Linked DNA regions of Mus musculus: all the other regions are linked to region 1. A link is a loop called in an ENCODE intact Hi-C map of the cell type or tissue named here. Cell type or tissue: heart. All regions are shown on one strand. Links, peaks and the distances in the headings refer to the core of each region. The heading gives the core; the rest is flanking DNA.

Region 1 (7,386 bases), core at 1,900-4,399:
CTTCCTGCTCTTAATTCCAAGGCGTCCTTGGTTACTTTCAATCGCTTTCTGTTGTTCTTTCGAAACCGTTTTTGTTTTGTTTTTAAAGTAGACTGGAGGTAGAGCTGTAGTAGCAAAGACCAAGAAAAACAGTGCGCAGGAGTTTTATATGGTGCAGCCTTTCTGACTTTTGAGGTGGTAAACTTGAGAGAAAGAGTACCCTAAAACTGCTGAGCGAGTGATCAAAAGGTGTCCTCCTAGTTTCAAAGATAGAGCTGTCCACAATAACTTATTCGAAGCCCTTCTCCCTCTCCCCTTCAGGCCCCTGGGTGTGTTTGTATTCAGAGTCTACATTTCTATTTCCTTCTCCCCAGCATCCCAAGTTTTGCGAACTGTGTTCGAAAATGAAAGGAAGACTACGTTAGAAGAGAGTTTATGGTTACTTAGCAGATCTGGGGTTACTGGCGCCTGCTTTGTCCCATTCAGGGAAGGTGCCATGTCTTAGTCTGACCCTTGGCTCGGTCCACCTGGGCACAAGGTACTTGTGGGCCGATTATTGAATGAATGAAGGAATGAATTGTTTCCAAATAGACCCCGGTGGCAGACCCTCAAGTCCACCCGAGGAAGGTGGTTCAAAATCTTTGACTTAGCCCGGTGCTCTCTACCATGTCCTAGCGTGGCCAAGGAGTGGGGCGGGACACTCTTGAGTTTTGAAACAATTCTCCAAAAAGTTCATGTTCGGTAAAGTACTTTTCCCCTTTTATTCTAGAGCCCCGTGTGGCGCCCGAGCCAGGCTACCACCTCTCCCACCTAGAAGGACTCCGTGTGCACCACCGCCATGGCTCTTCTTCTCGGCTGTTGCCTCGCCTGCATAATGCTGCCTGCTTCTTCTATCCGTGGTAGTCGGGTATACATAATACTACTTGTGAGGAGATCCGAACCCCCATATGGGGCATTGCGATTAATTAGCTCGCCGCCACCCACATCCACGAGCACGCGCCGCAGGGTGGGAGGGGTGTGCCGCCGTCCCCGCGTGCGCTATCTGGGAAGCTGAGGTAAGAAGGCGCACATGGGTAAGCGTCGTTGTCATCGTCGCATAGTTTCCACGCTGCCCAGGGCTACACCACTACACGGAAAATTGGGAGGCAGGTCTAGGAGGCGGGGTCGGGTGCCCACCGTCTTGGGCGTGCCCGTACCCCTCAATAGATTGTTCTCCGCGCCCCCTACCCACACTAGAGGTGCCCGCGCATTGGACCTCACCCCCCGCCTGCGGAGCAGCCCATTTGAGCACGTCCTCAGTGGGCCGATTTTTTGCGCGTCCCCTTCGCTTTATAGGGGCCATTGCCTATGGGTCGGTCCTCTGAAGAGGTTGGGGCGTCATCAGGCTGGTTAGAAAAACCCGCTCCGCGGCGGGGACACTCAGTCGCGTCGGCACCGCGGAGCGGGTTGCTTCAGGTGGCTGGTACCAGCGGCGCTCGCTAGCTCCCGGCTCTCTGGGCTCGGGGCTGCAGCACCGGCTGGAGCGAACCCTTGTCCCAGCGCTTGGCGGCGGCAGGCAGACGGGCAGGCAGGCGCTGCTTTGCGTGTGAGTGCGTCTCACTCACATGTAAGTCCGGGAGCGTGGGGTCTTCCCGCCCAAGTGCGAGGTGCCCGAGCAGGCAAGAGCCGGGATAGGGCAGAGGCGCCTGGCGCCGCTGCCCTGCCTCGCGCCTTTCAGGCACCCTCCAATTTTCTCTCTTTTCTCTTTTCTCTTCTCCATTGGCATCCCCAAGAGCTAACCCAAGGAGCACCTAAGGGTAATAGCAAACTCTTGTCATCTGCACCTTTGCACTTTCCTTTCTCTTGTGTTATTTTTTTTATTTTTTTTGTCTTTTCTAGACTCTCTTCCCCCCTTTTTGAGTTGTTGGGCAGTTCTTATTTCTTGCTTGCTTTTCGGTTTCTTGCTGTTGTTGGGTGTTTTTTTTGTTTGTTTGTTTGTTTGTTTGTTCTCGCTTTTTTTGTTTGCTCATCCTATTTGACGCTAACTCTTAGGCAGCCAGTCCATCAGCCCCCTACGAAGCCCGGGAAGCCGCACTCGGTGACCCCAAGACAGCACAGCGGAGACTGCAGCTGAGCCCCCCGACACGGGGCGCACAGGAGCCGGGAAGCCCGAGGCCGGGGGCAAGCAGACCGCCCGAGCCAGGCGCGAACCAAGCACCCCGAGGTGGCCGGGGCACCATGCTGAAGATGGCCATGAAGCTCAAAGCCCGAGCGGCCGAGAGCGAGAGGAAGACAGCCGCGGCTGCCGCCGAAGTGGCTGCCGAAGCTGCCGTGGCGGCTGCGGTGCTGGCAGAACCGTTCGCTTCGCAGAAGAACGGGATCCCCGCGAAGCCCCCGAAGTCCGTCAGGGTCCTCGTGAACGCCGGGCGCGATGTGCCGCCCGCAAAGTTGCTGACCGACAAAGAGCGCAAGAAGATGGAGAAGAAGCTGCTGGAGCAGAGGAGAAAGGAGGAGAAGAAGAGAGAGAAAGAGAGGAAGAAGTTGGAGAAGATGTTGAAGAAGAAGAAGAAGAAGAATGTGCCAGAAGCTCCGCCAGAGGCCCGAGGCCCCGAGGGCGCCGCCGCCACCGCCGCAGGCGAAGACGAGGGCGCCGCGCAGGGCGCCGCCGGGTTCGGAGAGGGCGCCGCCACCGGGGGCGCGAGTAGGGCCTGGGCCGAATGGGACAGTGACACTGATGAAGAAGATGATGCCTACTACGCGCCTCCCCGCGTGGGGGGCGTCGTGTGGCGGCCTGGGCCTGCCAAGGCAGGCGCACTCAGCGCGCACATGCCCCTCGTGGTGTTCCTGGTGTTCTCGGTTCGCAGCCCCTCATGGGTGCTTAACTTCCTGCTACAGAGGCGCACAGAGCAGGGCCGCGGCTGCGGCTTCGTGTTCGGGGCGACCTGCTGCTTCAGAGTGTTCCTGGGCTGCGCCTTCTTCTCCTTCCTGAGTGGTCGCGCCAAGCGCAGAGGCCGTGGGCGATCCCGGGCCAGGGGCACCGGGCGCCGGGGGCGCGACGAGCGGCTCATCTAGTCAGCCTCCCCCCCACCCCTCCACCATCATCATCTACATCGCCATCGACCACCACCACCAACACCACCAACACATCCACCACCACCACCTTCCACCACCATTGCTGTGTAGTGTGGATCTTTATTAGTGCTTGTGTGTGGACACATTTTCCTTTTTGGTTGCTCTGTCCTATGCTTAGTGCTCTCCTAGCTTTTCTCCAAGCTCCCTGCTTTCTGGCTCTCTCAGTGTCTCCCTCTCTCTCTCTCTCTCTCCTTTTCGAAATTTTCCTAAGTCCGGGCCCGCACTCCCTCCCTTTCCGCCCACCCCGGCCCCTTGGCGGCGCCTGCCCGCCCTGCTGCTGCAGGAGGAGGGGGATCGGGGGCCGCCCGGCCCGGGGGTGGAGCGCTGGCATCGTGTGAGGGGTCGTCACCACCGCGGGGCCGCCCCCTTTTCCCCCCGCCGCACGGCCAGGCCCCGGCCCCGAACTGCGGGTGGGGCGAGGGGGCGACCCCTCCGTGGAGCCGGCCCGAGCCGGACGTGGGTGCTGGGACCCCTGCCCGGCCTCTGGGCACCGCCTCCCGGCGCCCGCGCCCGCCCTCCCAGCCGCGGCCCTCCTCCTCCTCCTCTTCTTCCCACCCCCCTCGCCGCCGTCGCCTCCGCCTCCCCCCGCTCCCCCGCCCGCCGCGGCGCTTTTGGGTCGGGGCGGCGGGCCCGGGCCGAGGCAATAAGAGCGGCGGCGGCGGCGGCGGCGGCAGCAGCTCCCGCGGCTCCTGCTCTGCTCCGCCTCGGCCCCGGAGCGAGGGGCGGAGAGCCGCGCGCTTGCCTTAGTCCGAGCCGCCACCCTCCCCGCGTTCCCCGCTTTCCCGGCCCGCCCGAGGCCGCCCGCCCCGTCCCCGCCGCCCCGCAGCCCGGCCGCGCCCCGCCGCCGCCATGGGCTGCCTCGGCAACAGTAAGACCGAGGACCAGCGCAACGAGGAGAAGGCGCAGCGCGAGGCCAACAAAAAGATCGAGAAGCAGCTGCAGAAGGACAAGCAGGTCTACCGGGCCACGCACCGCCTGCTGCTGCTGGGTAAGGGCGGCCCGGGGGGGAGCGGGCCCGGCCCGGGAGTGCCGCGGGGCGACCCGCAAGGCCGCGCGCGCCGAGCCCGCCCCCCTCCCCGGCGCTCTAGCGCTCGCTCCCAGGCCCTCCGGCCCGCTGGGCCGCGCGCGTGCAGGGGGCGAGGCCGTCAAGGGGACCCCGGGGCGGAATTCGGCCGGGCGGGGGCTGCAAATTGGGCGTGGGACCCCCTCGTTCGGTCTCGTCCCCTCAGTTGGCCACACTCCCCCCCGTCCCTGGCTTCGCGTCCTCGCGAGGCCTACTTAGTGCCAGGGGCCAGGGTGCGTGTCGGGAGGGGGAGGGGAGGCTCACAGGGCCCCTCGGACTGCGACAGAGTAGGGCTAGGGACAGGAAACGGGCCGGCGGGCCCAGGGAGGGGGACCCGCCTCACTGGGGTGTGCGATTTGTTGGGAGGGGGCCCAAAGAGAGGCCAAGGCCACTAGGGGGGACTCGGGGACCTCGGCCGGGAGACTCTGGCGAGGGAAGTAGCCGCCGGGGTGGGGGGGCGGGTGACATCAGCCCCTCGGAAAGGACGGGGCGGTAAAGGTGGTGCAGAGGGGGGAGGGGGCGCGGGCAAGTCGTGGCGCCGAAGTGGGGGGGGCCAGGGAGGAGGGAGCGTGGCGGACTCTGGGCGCGACTCGGGGCGATTCGGGCAGGACCGACTGACTGTGCGCGGAGCAGACGTGTCCTGAGCTAGGCCAGGCCGTGGAAGGAAGAGAAGAAGAATCAAATCGAATAAGATCAAAAAATTAAAATTAAAATTAAAAAAAAAGTACGCAAAGTGCCCAGTGAAGCCAAATGACACGTCATTTTACAATGTGACCTTCCCCCCCCCCCCTTCTAGACTTACAGGCTTTTTTGAAAAGCAAAGAGGAGCATTAAATGGTAGCAGCTGACCCCCCAACTGTGCCCCCTCCCGTGCAGCCAACAATTAACACACAGGTTTTCCTGTTACTCGGCCTCTTTGGGAGTGGAGACACAAGTAAAAAATAAAATCCTGTTTTAAACAGACTCATAAATAAGATAAAACTGGAAAATGACATTTGTCTGTAAATGGCTTCTTAGTTTCGAAATGGCGTTTTTAAAATTTTTGTCCTTTTCAAGGTGGGAGGGGGGACTCAGCGCTCTGAGAAGACTCTGGGGTGGCAGCTGATGAAAAGACAGTAATTAGTTGTTTGGCAAGTGACATTTGCTTGTTTGGTTTTTCTTCTCTTTTTTTTCACTGCGGCTTTTCCTCCTTGGCAAAAAAAAAAATAAAAGAAAGAAAGAAAAGAAAAAAGAAAGATAAAAAGGAGGGGGGAATCCCAAGCTAAAAGGATGTCTCTCCTTACTTTTTTTAAAGTACTGGGGTGGGGGCAGCAAAAGCACACAGACACACACGAAAATTGTTGAAATGACCACAGAAACATCACACAACACTAATTAGAATGGAAACTTTCCACGTCTCAGTATTTTGGCTATCTGAATAAATTTGTGAATTCACTGGGAACAGGGTCACTTTTCAACAAAATAGTTCGATTATCAAAAATAAAATGTAGAAGGCTGTGTTAATTCGCGGTGGCGTTTGGTTTGATCTTTTTGGATGGGGTCAAGTCTTTGTTCTCCCTGGGCCACATTGAGTAAAGCAGAAAATTGTTAATAAGTGAAAATAATCCTGTTGGTGTTGGTGCGTTTGCAATTTCAGTGATTAGATGATATATGGGAAACTTCTAAAAGCGTAATTCTGCTGTAAATGTGAATATGTATACAGTCTGATTTCAAAGTACACACCTGGAAACATCTAGAATCTTCTGTATGGTTCATTCTTGCTCATATGAGTGCTTATTTAAGTTCACTATGATGTTAATGATACATCAAATTCCTAACATCTTTTTTTGTGTGTGTTTACAGTGATTTCAAATGTCCCCACTTATTTGAGACTGCAGTTCTGAGCCCACCTTGCCTCCTTTCAAGTCTCTGGTCTACATGGCTGCATTGTGCCACAATTAATTGATGACCTTTGGCACAGAAATCTGTTGCCCTGGCTATTGGCGACATTTTACATTTCTTAAAAATGAAATAATTACCCACAAAGGAAACTTAATACCCCCAACTTCCTTTTCTTTAACCCATTTTAACTTCTATCAGGTAAATTAAGTAAATTTGCAGAACCACAAAACAAACAAAAGCCTGGCAGTTATTTTTCAGCCCAGTTTTCTATTCTTACAAAAGTGGAAACTGAGGCACGGATCTAGTTCTGTCTCTGAAAAAAACCTGGTGTCACAAATGTTCCCATTTCTGAGGGTGGAGTGCTGAGGGACCTGATGAGTCCTCTGTTTCCTTCATGGAAGCCTCCCAATATTGCCTTTTATATTTAATTTATGAGAATTTTGCTCATTAGGATGGTGTTTGCTTTGAAATCAATGCTGCTGTGGAAACCAATTTTAACTTTTACAAATCTTGCTTATGGACTTGTGGAGGGGTGGAAAAGAGGAGGGGTGAAGAAATGGAGGGGTGGAGAATTTCGGGGAGGGGGAGTGTTGAACTGAATAGGGTGGGGGAGTGAATGCCTTTCTATCTGGGCACCAAAACAGAAACAATATGGAGAAAAAGAACAAGATTTTTTTAAAAATTAGATTGTTGTGGGAGGAGGGGAAAAACCATTCCCACAGGGAATACGGGCTGAAGAGTACATTTGCAGAAACTTGGTGGAAATGGGGTGGGGCTGGAGGGTCCTCCAAATACTACCTATGAAAGAAAGAAAGAAAGAAAGAAAGAAAGAAAGAAAGAAAGAAAGAAAGGTGATTTAAAATGGAGGCCTGTGTTCCTATTTACTTCCTTAGTTGGGGAAAGCCTAGAATCTTCTTATTCAGGACCTTCCAGGAATATTTGTGCATATAATTAAAGTCTTATCCTTTTTTTTTTTTAAACTCTTGGTACTGTTGAAGTTGCATGTTGCCTGATGCTCATGAGGTCTCAAGTGCCATGTTTGATAACGAAATGTGTTTATTTTTTGTTTTTTGCTTTTTTTTTTTTTGCTCCCCCGCCCCCCGCTCCCGCCCCTCTGCTGCTGACAGATAATTGATGGTCTACCATTTCCCTCTGCAACATGGTGGTTGTATCCAGAGAAAAATGTATCTTTAGAAAGATTCCTTTTGCAGGGGAAGGGAGTGGATACAGTGGATACAGTGTAGCCCTGTGGTTTTAGGGTGGACCTGAAGCATGCTTGAGAGCAGCTGCATTGTGGCGTTGGGAGGGAGGTGCTGCAGCGGGGCGTGATAGTGGGAGACTGCAGTGTCTAG
Region 2 (7,386 bases), core at 2,160-4,659, 87 kb after region 1:
AGCTGTACTCAGGGTGAAGTAAGATCTTCTCTGGTGAGAAGAAGTGACAGCCAGGGACTAGGCCCCAGACCAGTTTGAGCTTCGGTAGTCACTCAGGTGAGAGTTGGTATGAATCTGAACTCAGGTGTTGGCAGCGAAGATGGAGACCTATGGAAAGATGTGACAAGCTTCACAGGAGTGGAAGGGAACACAAGTGAGAAGTGACTTGCAGGTGTCTGATGTGGGTGACTATGGAGGTGACCACCTGAAAGGGCAAGGACTAAGCTTGGGGGTTCTCCTGGAGATGCTGCAGTGCCCTTCGGATCTCTAACAGTGAAGCTAACAGTCAGTTTGCTGGTTAAATACTCAAGACCAGACACTTTGAGAAGACATGGAAGCTGACAATGCAAATGAGGGTTCACAGCATATAGTGGTCTGGAAGATAAGGGGTGGGTGAGATTTCCTAGCAGGAGGAAGTAGGAGAGAGGTCCATGTCCAAGTCTCAGGGCCCAAGAGCGACAAACCAAGGCGATGGACAGCAGGAACAGCTTGTGAGGAAGTCCAGGGAGGCTGGTGCTGCAGACACCCTCTCCCGGCTCTCCCCACCCCGACTTTATGTTTTGACGTGTCCCCAGGCTGGGGGCAAGTGCTTCCCTGCTGAGGCCCCTCAGTGACCCCACTGTCAACATGCGTCTCTCTTCTCTCCTCACCCTTCAGCTTCAGGACCTTAAGTCTCAACATTTCCCTGGAAAACTTCCGAATGACCCCTGCTTTAGGCTTCTGCCTTCCTTCCTATCTGTGACAGATTCCCCTTTCTCTCTTCTCTTTCCTAGTGATTGACAGGCTGTGTGCCCAGCTCAGGTCTTAGCCCATGCTACCTGGGAGGCACTCACTGAATATTTCTTTAATGGATCACATGAGACCACAACTTCTAGCTCTCATAGACCTCTTTTTTTTTATTTTAAAGATTTATTCATTGTATGTGAGTATACTGTAGCTGTCTTCAGACAGGCCAGAAGAAGGTGTCAGATCTCATTACGGGCGGTTGTGAGCCACCATATGGTTGCTGGGATTTGAACTCAGGACCTTCAGAAGAGCAGTCAGAGCTCTTACCTGCTGAGTCATCTCTCCAGCCCTCCCATAGACCTCTTAACCAAGGGAACAAATAACTAGAGGATTAATTTCAGGTAATGAAAGCTAAGGAAATCAGGCTGGATGAGTCTTTCCAGAGAACAGTAGTATCTCAGGAGGCTAGCGATCAGTTATTCTAGCAACAGTGACATAGGCTGGATGCAATGCTGCTAGGCTTGTTAACCACTGTCATAATTAGCCATTTATTGGTTAAGGGAGAGGTGAGTTAGACAATCCCTGCTTCTGTACGTGCAATTAATTATTCATAAATGAATCTGCCTGCTTTCCACTCAGACAGTATCTAAGAGCCATAGTTGGAATTTAACAGACATTCATTATTCCCAACATTTTCAGAAAACAAATAAAAATGAGCCTGAAACAAATCCATAGCAGGGCACTCCTGAACTTAAAGCTCCTTCATCATGTGAGCTGGATCTAGACCCACCAAGCAGAGAGATGGAAAGTGGTCCTTCCACCATCTGCAAAGAAGCCTTTCAGGGTTGCCTCCAATGGCCTCAGCCTGAACACATCTTTGTCCCCAGGCAGAAACCTACCTCCTGCTGGGCTATCTGTGAGTGTACAGACTGGAAGTCTAAGTAGCCTCTTACCAGACCATTCCTTGCCTTTCCACCTTCCTCCTCACTCCCTGCAACTCTGGTTTCCTCCCTCCTCTCCATAAGTCCTCTTTGGGTGTAGCAAATAGCTAGACATTCCAGATATATCTGTTCCATCACTTTCCTTAAACAAAAATCCAGATGAACTTTTATAATAACTAATTCCTGCTGACTACCTGCTAACTCTGTGTCTAGTGCTTCAATGTGCCATCGGACTAAAGCCTTGCAAGTGGTTGTCACCTTGGGTGGCTCTGGCATCAACTACAATGCAGGGTGCCACAAGCTCTGGTGGGGGACTTTCTTCACCAGGTTATTTGGAATGGAAAGAGCCACCCTGAGCATCTTGGGAAAGTCTCTTCTATCATTACAGACTATTTACTTTGGTTATCCAGTATTATCATTTCTCCCCTTTGTTTGCAGGCTAGCTCCCTCGGATCATGGGTGGCAAAGTGGCAAGGATCTCGTCCCTGAGTACGTCACTGTACTCCAGGTGTTATCAATGATCCAGGCACTTAGGAGTTATTCAACAAACACTTGTCAAATGATGGAAGGAAGGAAGAAGTAAAATAGCATTCCAACAGCTCTGCAGACAGTGCCTGAGGACTGTACTACATGGCTGGCTCTTTTCTCTAGCCTCTCCTCACTGTCTGCATCCAGAGCCCATGGTGTTAACCTCCCCGATCGATGATTTGGGGCCACCTGCCAGGAGGCCTCTCCAGGTATCTTCAGTCTAGGTGTTCAGTGGGTCCACTTTTCCAGAGCCCAGTCATGGCTTTTGTAGGCTGTAGGGCCTCCTCCACTGGAAATATGTTTTATATCTCGCTCTGCAATGCACCGAGTACTTTTTGCCCATAGTAAAAGAAATCCGAACATTTCTGTGATACCTGCTCGGTTGGCAGCTGCACTGTCCAGGCAAAGCTTAAGCTCACTGAAGGTTCGAGGTTTTTATAGCAACTGGAAGCATGCTTGCACTTCCGAGTGAGACCCTGTCTTTTTTTTTTTTTTTTTTTTTTTTGAGACAGGGTTTCTCTGTATAGCTCTGGCTGTCCTGGAACTCACTTTGTAGACCAGGCTGGCCTCGAACTCAGAAATTCGCCTGCCTCTGCCTCCCGAGTGCTGGGATTAAAGGCGTGCGCCACCGCGCCCGGCGAGACCCTGTCTTAAAAAGGAGAAAAGGTAACTTGGAAGTGTTCTGGGCAGACATAAAGCTGTGACTCAAGCCATCTTGCTCATGAGAGATCCTACAAGGTGTTTCCCCGCCCAGCAGGCCAAAGACTAGGCCACGCCTCCTCTGTAACCACGCCCCTTTCCAACTCCGCCTCTCTAGCCTTGCCTGAGGCCCAGAACCGCGCACGCGCTCTTCCATTTGTTGTGTCCGGCGCACGCGCAGTGAGGAGACGCGGCAGATATGGCGGGTCCGGCGCCGGGTACAATTATGGGAGAAGACTACTTCGGGAATGCCTCAGAGTGGGGCGAAGAGGCAGACGGCGGCCAGGTGAGAGGGCCGTAGGCGTTCCGCCAGGAAGCCGGGTTTGTGTCCTGTCCTCGCGGCTCCTGCTCCGGCCAGACCCGGGTACGGGGACCCGTGACCCTTGACTCCCTGACCTCCGACCCCGGACCCTAGCAAAGCGGGTCCAGGAACTGCACTCAGGGCTTCGGGCCGGTCCTGCCCCGTTAGGGACCTCAGTTTCCCATGCATTCCGATTCCCAGTGACACCTGGGGCTGATCTCTGCGAAGCAGAAGCCATGGTGCCCGAGGGGGCAGGACAGACTCTAAGGGAGAAGTGGACCACAGTGATACAGTGAACAAACTAACTCCAAACTCCAGCAGCATTCTGGGGTTGGGAAAACACTCTCCGGTGCTGGACAGACCAAACTTTTTTTTCCACTTTTGGGTGATTTCATTCATCCTTAGAGTACAGGACAGGAAAGATCTCGTAGCCCCGACTGTCCAAGATTTGGGTGAGAGATGGGGAACGGGTATCGTTCAGTGTCCCCCCAAACACCAGGGTTAGGAAATCAGAAGTCCACCCAGCTGTATGACTGACTTAAGCCTCCCATATCCTTCTGGACAGTGAGTAGGGGCCCTGGAATTTGGCTTTTCTACAGGAAGTGAGATGAGCTTTGAATGAATATGGGATGCAGTGAGGTATACCAGTGGAGTGGTCAGTGGTGCAGTGAGGGTGATGGAGGAAAGGTGAGGGGTTTCTGGAACCGAGTGAGGGAAGCCCTCCGTGGTTGGTTGGTTGGTTGCTGGACCAGGAGCTGTCAGTCATCAGTTGCAGCTTCCAGGGGTCCTATAGAGCTAGCTGCTGACCAGTAGGACATAAGACCCTGGGCATCTGTTTGTATGCTAGAGCATACTACATCACTTGGGAACTCGGAGGTGGATATATAGAGTTGGATTTAGCTAATTTGGATGTTGGGCTAAGTGCTTTTGTGTGGTATCGCAGGCTAGGCGCTAGAGCAGCAGTTCTCAACCTGTGGGCTGTGACCCTGTGGGGGTCATATCAGATATCTTGCATATTCACATTGTGATTCCTAACAGTAGCAGATGACAGTTATGAAGTAACAACAAAAGTAATTTTACAGGTGGAGTTCACCACAGCATGAGGAACTGTGTTGAAGGGTTGCAGCATTAGGAAGGCTGAGAACCACTGTTCTAGAGTTTGAATTGAGTGTTATTCATAAGTAAAATAAGGCAGAAAGACTCAGCCACCTGCCCAGGGCATAAGGAAGGAAAGAAGACTCAGAGTGATGTCCTTTGTGTCACTTAAGTGGCTCAGTAACTGAGGTGGTTCAGATTCAGTAAGAGTCGGGGATGGCTTAGCGAGTACTGTGCTTGCCACAGGAGCACTAGGTCCTGAGTTCAGAAACTATCATCCACATAAAAAGCTCTTGTCTGTAATCCAGCACCGGGGGATCCCTGGAGCCCCCTGGCCAGCCAGCTGAACCGTCCGTGTTACCGAGAGACCTTCAAAAAGGGGTGTGGAGAGTGACTGGAGAAGACACCCAACCTTGATCTCTAACATCTACACACAGACAATGTACACACAGGAACATCTCAGGAGACCACACAGACACAAGAAAGTACTCTGTGGATTAGCTTGGTGGTTGTCGTCCATGTTCTGTGTCTGTTGAGGGTTAGGCGTGCCAGGCCCTGGCCTAGAGTCCACTGAATTTCAGTCCTTTTTTTTTTTGTTTTTGGTTTTTCGAGACAGGGTTTCTCTGTGTAGCCCTGGCTGTCCTGGAACTCACTTTGTAGACAAGGCTGGCTTCGAACTCAGAAATCTGCCTGCCTCTGCCTCCCAAGTGCTGGGATTAAAGGTGTGCGCCACTATACCTGGCACTGAATTTCAGTCTTAGTGACGCTGGTTTGACCTGTTGACCCTAATGTGTTCTCTCCAATGAGAGGGATGAGCTAGTGGGGTGTCACACCTGTGACTTAGGTGTCCTGACTGTGGTTCAGCACGCCTGTAGGTGGGAATGTGACAGTGTGAAAACACTGCACACCCCTGCGCTTTGCCCACTTGCTTCATCTCTATTCTCTGACTGTACTTGAAGGGGCGAAAGTCCAGAGGGCTGGAGGATGGAGACTTGAGCTGGGTCCATCTTCCCTGGTTTGGGGACAGGACGAGGTAGAGAGCCTACAGTGCTGTTGAGTCCGGATGGTGGGAGCTCAAAGCAATTGACTTATAGACACTTAGATGAGTTGTCCACAGGATGTACACGGGACTGATGGTAGCTGAGACTGCACAGGTAAGCAGGACAGGGTTACATCAGAGCTGGGGTTCTTTTCCCTGCCGAGGGAAACAGGAAACTAAGCAGCTAGGTCAGATTTGTGACTTAACGAGGGTAGCATCGACGTGAAAGGTGATTTCGTGGGGTCACAGATTGAGGCAGGCGTATGGAGGTGTTGCTGCAGGAAGCATCCTGGACCCTCGAATGGGAGATGGAGTGCGGGGGGTGGGGGGGCTTGCTGGCAGACAGTAGGAGGGAAGGGAGAGGAGGAGAAACTGAGGACACATCCAAGGTTTCTGGGTGGCACATGGCTGACTAGAGGAGTCATTTATTGAAGTCTCGTTGTGCGGGCTGCTCTGTTTCCAGGCAAAGACCGGATCAGTTGAACTTGAGAGTTCAGAGTCCTGTTGGGATGTAGAGTGGGAAAGGGTGTTGCATGCTTCCATCTGAAGTGGTCAAGACAGGTCCAGCCGGCTGAAGCTGTAGACATGAGAGAGGCTTCAAGGCCTGGTGTGTCGGAGAAATATTGTCAGGGTGGGGGGCAGGGTAGAAGCCTGGCAATGCTGACATCGTTTGAGTGGCTCTTAGATTGAAGTGCAACCTTCTGCAGGCACCCTTTAGAGATGTGGTCCGAGAGAATACACCCCAGCCATCAGAATGAAGTCGGTGGACTCTGTCTGCTCCTAGCACATTGCTGTCAGAGAGTCTAGACCACTGGGACAAAGTTCTTGTAAAGAGCCACATTGTATGTGTCTTAGGTTGTGTGGGGCTGTTTCATAACTACTTAACAACCAGATTAGGAGAAGTAGTCACGGATAATAATGCACAAGAGTGGCTATAATTGTGTTTCAATATTTTCTTTACGAGAACAGGGAGAGGATTGAGTTTGGCTCTTTTGCTGGTTCCTGGCCTGGCTCTTACCTCATCATGTCAGTTGCCTGGAGGTTGGCCTCCTACTTTGCGAACTCCTCCCATGGAAACACTATGTCTTGTATTTTTCAGGTTCCCAGACTCAGTGCAGTCATTGTTACAGAGTATCTGCTTGCTATTTTGACGACAGCTTTGCAGCCAGACAGACCTGAGGTCACTCGGTCCACCATACCATGTATTTGTTTTTGTTTTTTTATTGGCTTTTTTTTTTTCTTTTTTCGAGACAGGGTTTCTCTGTGTAGCCCTGGCTATCCTGAAACTCACTCTGTAGACCAGGCTGGCCTTGAACTCAGAAATCCGCCTGCCTCTGCCTCCCAAGTGCTGGGATTAAAGGTGTGCGCCACCACTGCCCGGCTCATACCATGTATTTGTTAGCAGGTCAGACAGCCAGCGTGGGTGGCCTCCAGCTAGAAGTATGTCTAAATCTAGACAAGCCTGTCATTTGGAGGGTTGGTGATAGTAAGTGTAACTTGGTGGCTCTTACTGTCAAGAGTCACTCTGTTAGTCTTTACTGGAGAGCATCGGGGAGCCGGTGTGGAGTAGTGTCGGTGGCTGACTGTTGAGCTGAATGTCAGCTGTCACTCTTGGTCCTCCCTAGGCCAGCTCATAGACCCCACTCCTGACTGGAATGGAGTCATGAATGCCTTTGTTGAAAGAGAATGCCAGGCCTGGTGTACAAGACTCACCACTGTGGACCATCCAGCAGATAGCGTGCTTGGTGTGGTTCCTGACCCCTTTGAAGCTGCCTCTTGTCTAGCTCACATCGTGAGGTTGTTATAGGGTCAGATGAGATCATGCGTGTGACACTTTGAAAATGGTCTTTGAGATCTCTAGAGCAAGATTGCAGGGCATTTATATATTAAGGGGACCTCTCGGGGCTCTTGCCTTTCCCAGCATCAGGAAGATGATTCCGGAGAAGGAGAGGACGATGCTGAGGTGCAGCAGGAATGCCTGCATAAGTTTTCCACCCGGGACTACATCATGGAGCCCT
Region 3 (7,386 bases), core at 2,160-4,659, 130 kb after region 1:
CAGAGACGAGGAACACCACTGTCAGGAGCCGTAAGGCATCCGAGGAGAAGCTAGTAACCAGCAGGAAGCTCTCCAAAAACGGACTTCTCCTGGGCCTGCCTTCCGGAGCAGGATTCATCTCATGAAGATCACCTGCTAGTTATTAGCTTCTCCTGTGATGGCTCCTGACACAACACAACCTCCACGACAGTGCCAAACTCTCACCAAATATTGCCGTGACAAACGGACCTTGATACATGTAAGGAGTGGGCCCTGTAGTCCGTGGTCAGGAGATAGTAAGTCCTTCCGTCCTTTTAAAAACTCTTGGTTCCTATGGTCATACTGACATTACTATGTGGAAAATTCCTATTTCAAAAAAAAAAAAAAAAAAAAAGAAAAAGATAAAAAGAAAAGAGTAGAACAGAAACAAAACCCAGCAGAAAGTGAACCATGTTAATTTATTGGCATAGTCAATTTATCAACGAGATGGGCAGCCTGTCCCCCAGGAGGTGAGGTTGATTTCCATCTGCCAGAACAGGGGCCCACATGCTTCACCTTCAAGACTCAGCACTTCAGGCTTCAGATTCTAGAAAGAGAAAAGAAAACACATCAGTTGCTAGCTTGTCACATCTTCTTCATACCCACCATGAACAAGAGAGGGCACTTGCATCTGCCTGCAGCAGCAACCCAGAGGGGAGACCTGCACCTGGGCCACCCGTGGGCACACAGCCTGCAATAGGCACATCCTCGAGTCAATCACTTCTTACTGTGACAGAAAAAGCTTTGTCCTCAAGATACCATGACCCTCTTCCCTCTTCCCAACAGGCTGGGGTTCTCCCTGTTGAAGAGATGCCTGGCCAACCCCAAGGCTCTGACAAATAAGCCAATACTAGTGTGGTGTGAGTGCAGGCAGGTGAGGAGATGGCCTCACTCTGCTCGTTGTGGAGAGTGAACTGCCTAACAAGAATCAGGTTTTACTGGTCTAGATTCTGAGATTAGACAGACCCCAGGAAAGGGCCTCCATTTAAAACCCTGCATCTCCTGGTTCAGAGTATGATGTCTGTTCATTCGAGATGAAGCTAAAAAGTGCTTAGAGGAGAGTTTCAGTCAGGCTTGGAGCACAGGTGTCACGGACTGTGCTACTGCAGAGCTGACACTTTTCAAAAGCACAGAAAATGAAAGCCGAGGAACGTCTCTCTGATAACTTGAGGGGCTTATTTTTGAAGTAACCATGCAAACACAGTAGTGGGGAGATAGAATCAGTCTGGAGAAGTGCATCTGAATTCACTGGACCACCTTGTCCTGGCAACTTCTTACACCCCAACACCTCCGCACAGGGAAACTGAGCCAGCCTCCCTGAGCACACAGGGAGCTCAGCAGAGCAGGACTTGCCTGGGGTTATGAGCCTTCCTGCCCGGATGCTGGGAGAAGGGATGCGTGAGACACCAGCAGCTATGGGGAGGACCATTCGAAGTACTGCCGTCCATGCCTCATGTTCCAGACCGTTACATAACTCCAATAGCAATTATAAGGGGGGGGGGGCATCCTCCCAATTACTTGATTTTGTGCAGATAAATGAACCAGGTTTAATTAAAATAAGATGGCTTTCTATCTCAGGGTTGCTAACTGCACTGAAAAATCAATTTGCCAATTACTGTTTGCCGGGGCTGTACAGGGCTCCCCTCCCTCATGCCAGGCGACCTCTACAACCTGCACACTTGGAATGATCACCCCAGTATCCGGCATCATCCAAGCCCACCGCCCACCGAGAGGCAGACGCTCAAACTAAAGTTTTTGGGTTTGGCTTTATGGCACTTTAAAAACTTTAAGAGGCAACTTGTGAGGAAACCAGTGACTCACTCACCAGCTACTCCTTCTTCGAGACTTTCACAATTTTTATGCTGCTGCCCGAAGTCTTCTCAGCGTTCGCTTTGAACTCGGTCTTCAGGGCATCCCTCACTGCTTTTGCACAGATCTGGGAAAACCGGATGTAGCTGGCAAAGTGAGAGAGGATACGAGGCTGGTTACCAACAGCTGGAATGGCGGTGTCATGAGGTGTGATACCCTGGTTTTCTTTCCATAATTTTGGTTGATTACTAAGGTAAAATTGGACTGAAAACTGGGCAATATCAAACAGGATCTATTCAAAGGAAACAATCGGAACTGTGCCCCCCAGATCAGCTGGTACTTGGCTGGGAGGTCACAATTCTTGGCAGTGTATCTTTTCAGGACTTAGTAATTTAAAATAAGGGTTGGTTGGTTTGTTTGCTTTTTTAAGTCCCACAATGTAGGAAAGATTCCCCAGCCCATTTCTGTATTTAATTGCTTTAATTATATTATTCCTACAACACACACACACACACACACACAATTAGGAAAGCTATTTTGAATTAAAAGAGTGCTTTTCATGGTCAACTATTAAAGGCACTGCTGAAAATATTGGATTTTTGCTCTTGTCTATCGTGAAAACACTTCCTAACCAAGGTTTCCAAACTTCTCAGAGAACATCACCAGTAGCAAACAGAGCTCAGAGGAAACTTCCTGTTAGGTAGATGGATTCACCTGTCAACACTATTATCCCAGAAGATAGCACTTTTCACACTTTTTGAAACCAGAGATGGAGGAGTGGCTGGCTGTTTCTCCTGCTTTAAATCTGTTTGGGGAGCTCAGGAGCAAAGGGTTTAACCTGCAAAGCACCGGGGTAAAAATAATAGCTGTCCTTCAAGCGGCTGGGCGCAGGAAAATAAGGTGATGGACGCCATGGGAGATAGTTTAATAAGAGGCATCAACTGTGAGCCTACCGTCCTTTTGTTCTACACAACTTTGCTTGAACTCTGTCGGGGCACTGGGCCTTCAGCCTGATACCCAGAAAGGTGTTCCTCCACCCAGCACACTAACAAGATGCACTCCCTGGAGCAAGGAAACCATGCACCACCACTCCTAGGCCCACAGCTCGCACCCATCACGGGGCCCCTGCAGGGCGCTCCACAGGTTAGAGGGCTTTCACCTTTTTTCACTACTGGGAAAAGGTCACTAAGGTCACACTTGAAAATGAACTTGTGCGCCCCTCCCTCTGCGCAGGTGAGCAAGGTCAGTGTCAGCGTGGCCAGGTCAAGGGTGCTGTGCACTTGGCCGTCACAGCGATCATGCAGGTACTGTAGGCTACCTCTCCCGAGGAGCAGCCACCTCTGTTTAGGGTCCCTGACCCCATGACCCCGCGAAGAGCCTTGTCCACGGCGACGCCATCTTGGAGGGTGGCCGCGTGGCTTGGCCGTCTCGTACGGCCTGGTGACGGCCGGCCAGGCCTTCCCAACGCTTTCTGGGCGTACCTGAGTCCAGCCTGTCGCCAGTACGCCACCATGGTGTCTCGAGCGGGCGCGTCGGGCAGAACCGCTGGGTCGCTTCAGAGTAGCCTCAAACCGGCCCGGCAGCAGGAAGGTCAGGCCTGAGTAGCGGAAGGGGTGGGGTACGCGGACCTGCCAGTCAGCGCCTCATCCCGCCCTTGCCAACCAGGAGCCAATAGGAGCGCCGGTCGCGCCTTGCCCATTGGCCGAGCGGCTACCGGAAGCTGTGGCCGTAGAGACACCTGGGAAAGCGAGGCCGCTGCATGCCGGTCACCTTCCAGGTGCTGCGGGCAGGGGGCGGGGCCTCCTCGAGCCCGCTCTGAGTGACAGCTAATGTTCCTGTCTGCATGTACCCATGCCCAGGATTCCATTTGTACTCAGGCAGAATTCACGATGGAACCACATTGCAAAGTGGAAATGTATATACTTAAAAAAACATCATCAGGGCATCAGACCCTTCCAGAACAGGTGTAACTCCTAGAAACCGTACCTGACACTTTGTCCAACAATGTTAAGTAGTGCTCTGTTTAGCTGGAACATTCATTCCACTTGTCAAACGATTTTTCCTTTACTTTTTAAAAATCTTTTACAAATGTCCAAAGAATTATTAAACTGAGTAATCCTTTAAAGTAGGAAGCTAAGAACTTGAAGTTGTGGTTTTGTATGCATGCTAACTGGTCTCTTCAGGAAAACCCACCCCATAAAAGGCAAAAGGCAGTCACCAGTCACCCAGGCAAAACTGTACACATCAAAGCCAACACCACTTAGACAATCTCTGTGGCTGTTTTGCAGCCATCCTGAGTCCCCACGGGGCGCAATCTTCTAGGACTTCCCTCAGACCATGGTGTTCCTCCAGGCTCTTCTCATCTAATGCCCTGAGTTAAGGTGAGAAGATCTGGGTCCTAGGTGACATGTGTTGTCTCAAATGATGGACAGCTCTTCATGTAATAAAGCTGTTTTGTGGTCTTAACTGCCTCAAGAAGTACTCATATTCCGATAACCTGACATACCATGTCTTAGCAACTACAAACCCATGACATTTATAAGTCAATGTGAAGTGCTCAGAGATGGGAAGAGCTGCTCTTCTGTCTCAGTGTTCTGTTAAGAGTGATGAGACACTCAGGTAATGACTTTATTTTTTCGGTTAACATAACCAGCCCACAGTACAGCATGCGAAATCACAAAGTACAAATTCAAGGAAGGGAATGCCTTTACTAAGTCACAAAATTTGGCAAATTATTATAGTACCCGTTAATACAATAAAATACTATTTTTGCTGGAGTCATATATTACCTTACTGTTAATTTTCACTCCAAAAATATCATTTAAAAGTACCAAATCCAAACACTGGTTTCCAGCAGGGCAGGTTATTTTATATAAATTAATGTCATTTAAATTTTACAGGTTCTCTTTGTAGAGTGAGTCCCTCATGCAGGCAGTTCTGGTTCACAGCAGCGGGCAGCTGTGGACAGGAGGGCGGCTGGGCTCTGCTCTGGTTGGTCCGCAGCCAGGTAGTGTTCCAGTACCTGGAGCTTTAAGAGACTCCAGATCAACACCAATTTCTTCTAAGTACTTAAACAACAACAACAACAACAGCAAACAAACCCGTTAACTGTTCACATGAACACAGCCTCTCCCAGTCTTACATCCTCCCCTCAGATGATCCCTCTGATTTAGAGGTTCTGGATCTTTTGTTTAGATCAAAAGTCACAGCCTTACCCCACCTCATTAAAAAAAAAGATCTACCTAAAATAATTGTGTCTTTTAAATAACAAATAATATGATGCCAGCTTGAGAGTCCTGGAGCCCTGATGCTGCACACCAATTTCCATTGTCATTTGTCCACCAGTGCTGCCGCTGCCGCCATTGGTGTCCTTATGCTTCCTCTTGCTGATGCTGCCAATTCCTCAATCTCAGCGTTCAGTTTATGTATCACCCACTCCATTGCTTCTCGGCCCTTAAAAAGTGCAACGCATTTATTGTTAGCAACAGTGAAGGTGTGACCACGTTTGGTGTGTGTGTGTGTGTGTGTGTGTGTGTGTGTGTGTGTGTGTTACAGGCTAACTAAACCACAGGGACAGATCTCTTGTCCTCGCTGTCTTTCTCTTTTCAGTTATTATTTACCAAATACCAAATGCCTTGAGCAATTGGCTTGATCCAGAAACAAATTTTATTTTGTATACAGAAGATGTTCTCAGAATCGTACAATTGAGTGGCAGGGTGTCTTGCTGACTGACTGGTTAGCTTGGTCACGCCCCTTTTCTTTTTATATCAACACTGTAAATCAATCATACACACACCTTGGAATCTGGTCTTTAACCCCCCCCCCCCCCCAACTCGCCCTCTTCCTTCCCGTGGCTCTACAGTTTCTTGAGGAATGAAGGGGCAGCCCCCACTCGAATGTTCTTTCTGGATACTGCTTGCACCAAGTCCTTCCCTCCTTCTTAACACTTGGCAAAAAACATCAATTAGCAAACCTTCATTAACCCTCGGGCCTGCCTTTACTTTTGCTTTCCTAACAGAATATGATTAACGCTGCCTCCTTGAGTGTTGTGAGGGCAGAGCACATTTGTTTTGCTGCCTGTACACCTCAACGGAATGACTTGATGAAATGTGCTAAAGAAACAACGTGCTAGGCATCTTTCCCCCAAACTTCCCGTCAGCTTGGGGACAGTTGCATTCAGCACCAGCCTTTAGCGGAGTGAAGCTGGGTGGTGAGGACTGGCATGGAGACCGGTGCACTTACTTTGCTAGCATTGGAAGATATGGTGCTTGCCATGAGTCCTTCCAGGTAGCTGCTGAGGCTGACCCCTTTCACTGTGATGAGGGCTTCCTGGGTCAGGACAGTTCTGGCAAAACAAGCATAGCTTCAGATGACTCATGCTTGGTTTGCAAAGAGTAATCTACCAAGACCCGAAAGAGCCTCCTCACTGAGTCAGGTCGATGCCTGGTTTACTTACTTCTCTGGGTCCTGTAGGTGTGGCTTGTATGTCAGCCTCTCATCTACTGAGACCATATTTGTAAATGAGATCTACAGGTTGGAGAAAAAGTCAAGCCATTTTGGAAAAGATTAGAAAGATTCCCAAAACCAACGCAACCCTAAATCTTATTCACTAAACACACAAAACAAAACAAAAAACCAAAAACTTAAAAATAACCCATCTTGGCATTACTGGGTAACTAGAATTTAATTTTCATATTAAAATTTCAGCAAACTTTTATTTGGAAAGGGAGGTGGGTCTGTGGGTAAAGAAATGTTTCTTCTAAGCCTACTGTGGTGATTTGAATATAGTTGGCCTATGGAGCACTATTAGGCGGTGTGGCCTTGTTGGAGGACAGTCTCTCCTGGATGCCTTCGAATAAAGATGCAGACCTCTCAGCTCCTTCGCCAGTACCATGTCTGGCTGCCTGCAAACTGCCCTGCTTCCTGCTATGATAATGAACTGAACCTCTGAAACTGTAATCCAGCCCCTATTAAATGTTTGCCTTTGTAACAGTTGCCTTGGTCATGGTGTCTCTTCACAGCAACGAAACCCTAAGTAAGACACCTGCTGATCTGTGTCCTGTCCCCACAAATCTGAGAAGGAGAGAACCAACTTGCACAGCAAGCTGTCTTCTGACCCCCTTCACATGGACTCTTTCCCTCTACTCCAAATGGAAAAGGAAGGGAGGAAGAAAAGAGGAAAGAAAGGAGGGAAGGAGGAAAGAAAGAAAGAAAGAAAGAAAGAAAGGAAGGAAGGAAGATAGATAGATAAATAGATGCAGGATTGCAGGATGCTGCGCTCACTGTCCTGAGTGCTGGCACCTAAAGAGGCAGAGCCTCGCAGCAAGGAAGCTGCTTAGGGTGAGGAGGGAGACCCTGGAGCATGCAGCACCTTTCCTCATTTATATTATTTATTTTTAAGTTTGTGGTGTGCTGGGCAGGTGCTCTGTTATACCCTCAGCCTTGAAAGAAAGAAAGAAAGAAAGAAAGAAAGAAAGAAAGAAAGAAAGAAAGAAAGAAAGAAAGGAAGGAAGGAAGGAAGGAAGGAAGGAAGGAAGGAAGGAAGGAAGGAAGGAAGGG

Evidence for each region. Hi-C counts contacts between places; a loop is a spot of excess contacts. Peaks named below come from ENCODE experiments on the same cell type or tissue, not always from the same donor. Only the 100,000 strongest peaks of a DNase experiment are listed, where the experiment ranks them.
Region 2: it touches region 1 in a loop (2.8-fold over the local background); 16 of 42 quality-filtered maps call a loop at or near these places.
Region 3: a loop joins it to region 1, with 3 times the contacts of the local background. A loop is called at or near these places in 25 of 42 quality-filtered maps.

Annotation. Positions count from the first base shown.
Region 1 is chr2:174,326,357-174,333,742 of GRCm38, forward strand. All of the region lies in intron 1 of Gnas (GNAS (guanine nucleotide binding protein, alpha stimulating) complex locus), which reads left to right. It overlaps Gm30189 (predicted gene, 30189), which reads right to left and starts at 1,031. Exons shown (of 4, transcript NR_166448.1): 1 at 790-1,031. In heart, for the core only: CTCF peaks have their summits at 2,660 and 3,334; DNase peaks (open chromatin) are centred at 2,815, 3,535, 3,585, 4,395 and 1 weaker place; H3K4me3 peaks cover 2,500 bases; H3K27ac peaks cover 2,421 bases.
Region 2 is chr2:174,412,738-174,420,123 of GRCm38, forward strand. It overlaps Nelfcd (negative elongation factor complex member C/D, Th1l), which reads left to right and starts at 3,067. Exons shown (of 15, transcript NM_020580.3): 1 at 3,067-3,219; 2 at 7,290-7,386. The coding sequence starts at 3,133. In heart, for the core only: no CTCF peak of the experiment used is centred there; a DNase peak (open chromatin) is centred at 3,104; H3K4me3 peaks cover 1,496 bases; H3K27ac peaks cover 919 bases.
Region 3 is chr2:174,460,657-174,468,042 of GRCm38, forward strand. Atp5e (ATP synthase, H+ transporting, mitochondrial F1 complex, epsilon subunit) reads right to left here and starts at 3,445. Exons shown (of 3, transcript NM_025983.3): 1 at 3,309-3,445; 2 at 1,844-1,973; 3 at 419-565. The coding sequence starts at 3,340. The coding sequence ends at 1,847. It overlaps Prelid3b (PRELI domain containing 3B), which reads right to left. Exons shown (of 6, transcript NM_025531.2): 4 at 6,284-6,354; 5 at 6,070-6,172; 6 at 4,435-5,280. The coding sequence ends at 5,158. In heart, for the core only: a CTCF peak has its summit at 3,613; a DNase peak (open chromatin) is centred at 3,515; H3K4me3 peaks cover 1,658 bases; H3K27ac peaks cover 1,313 bases.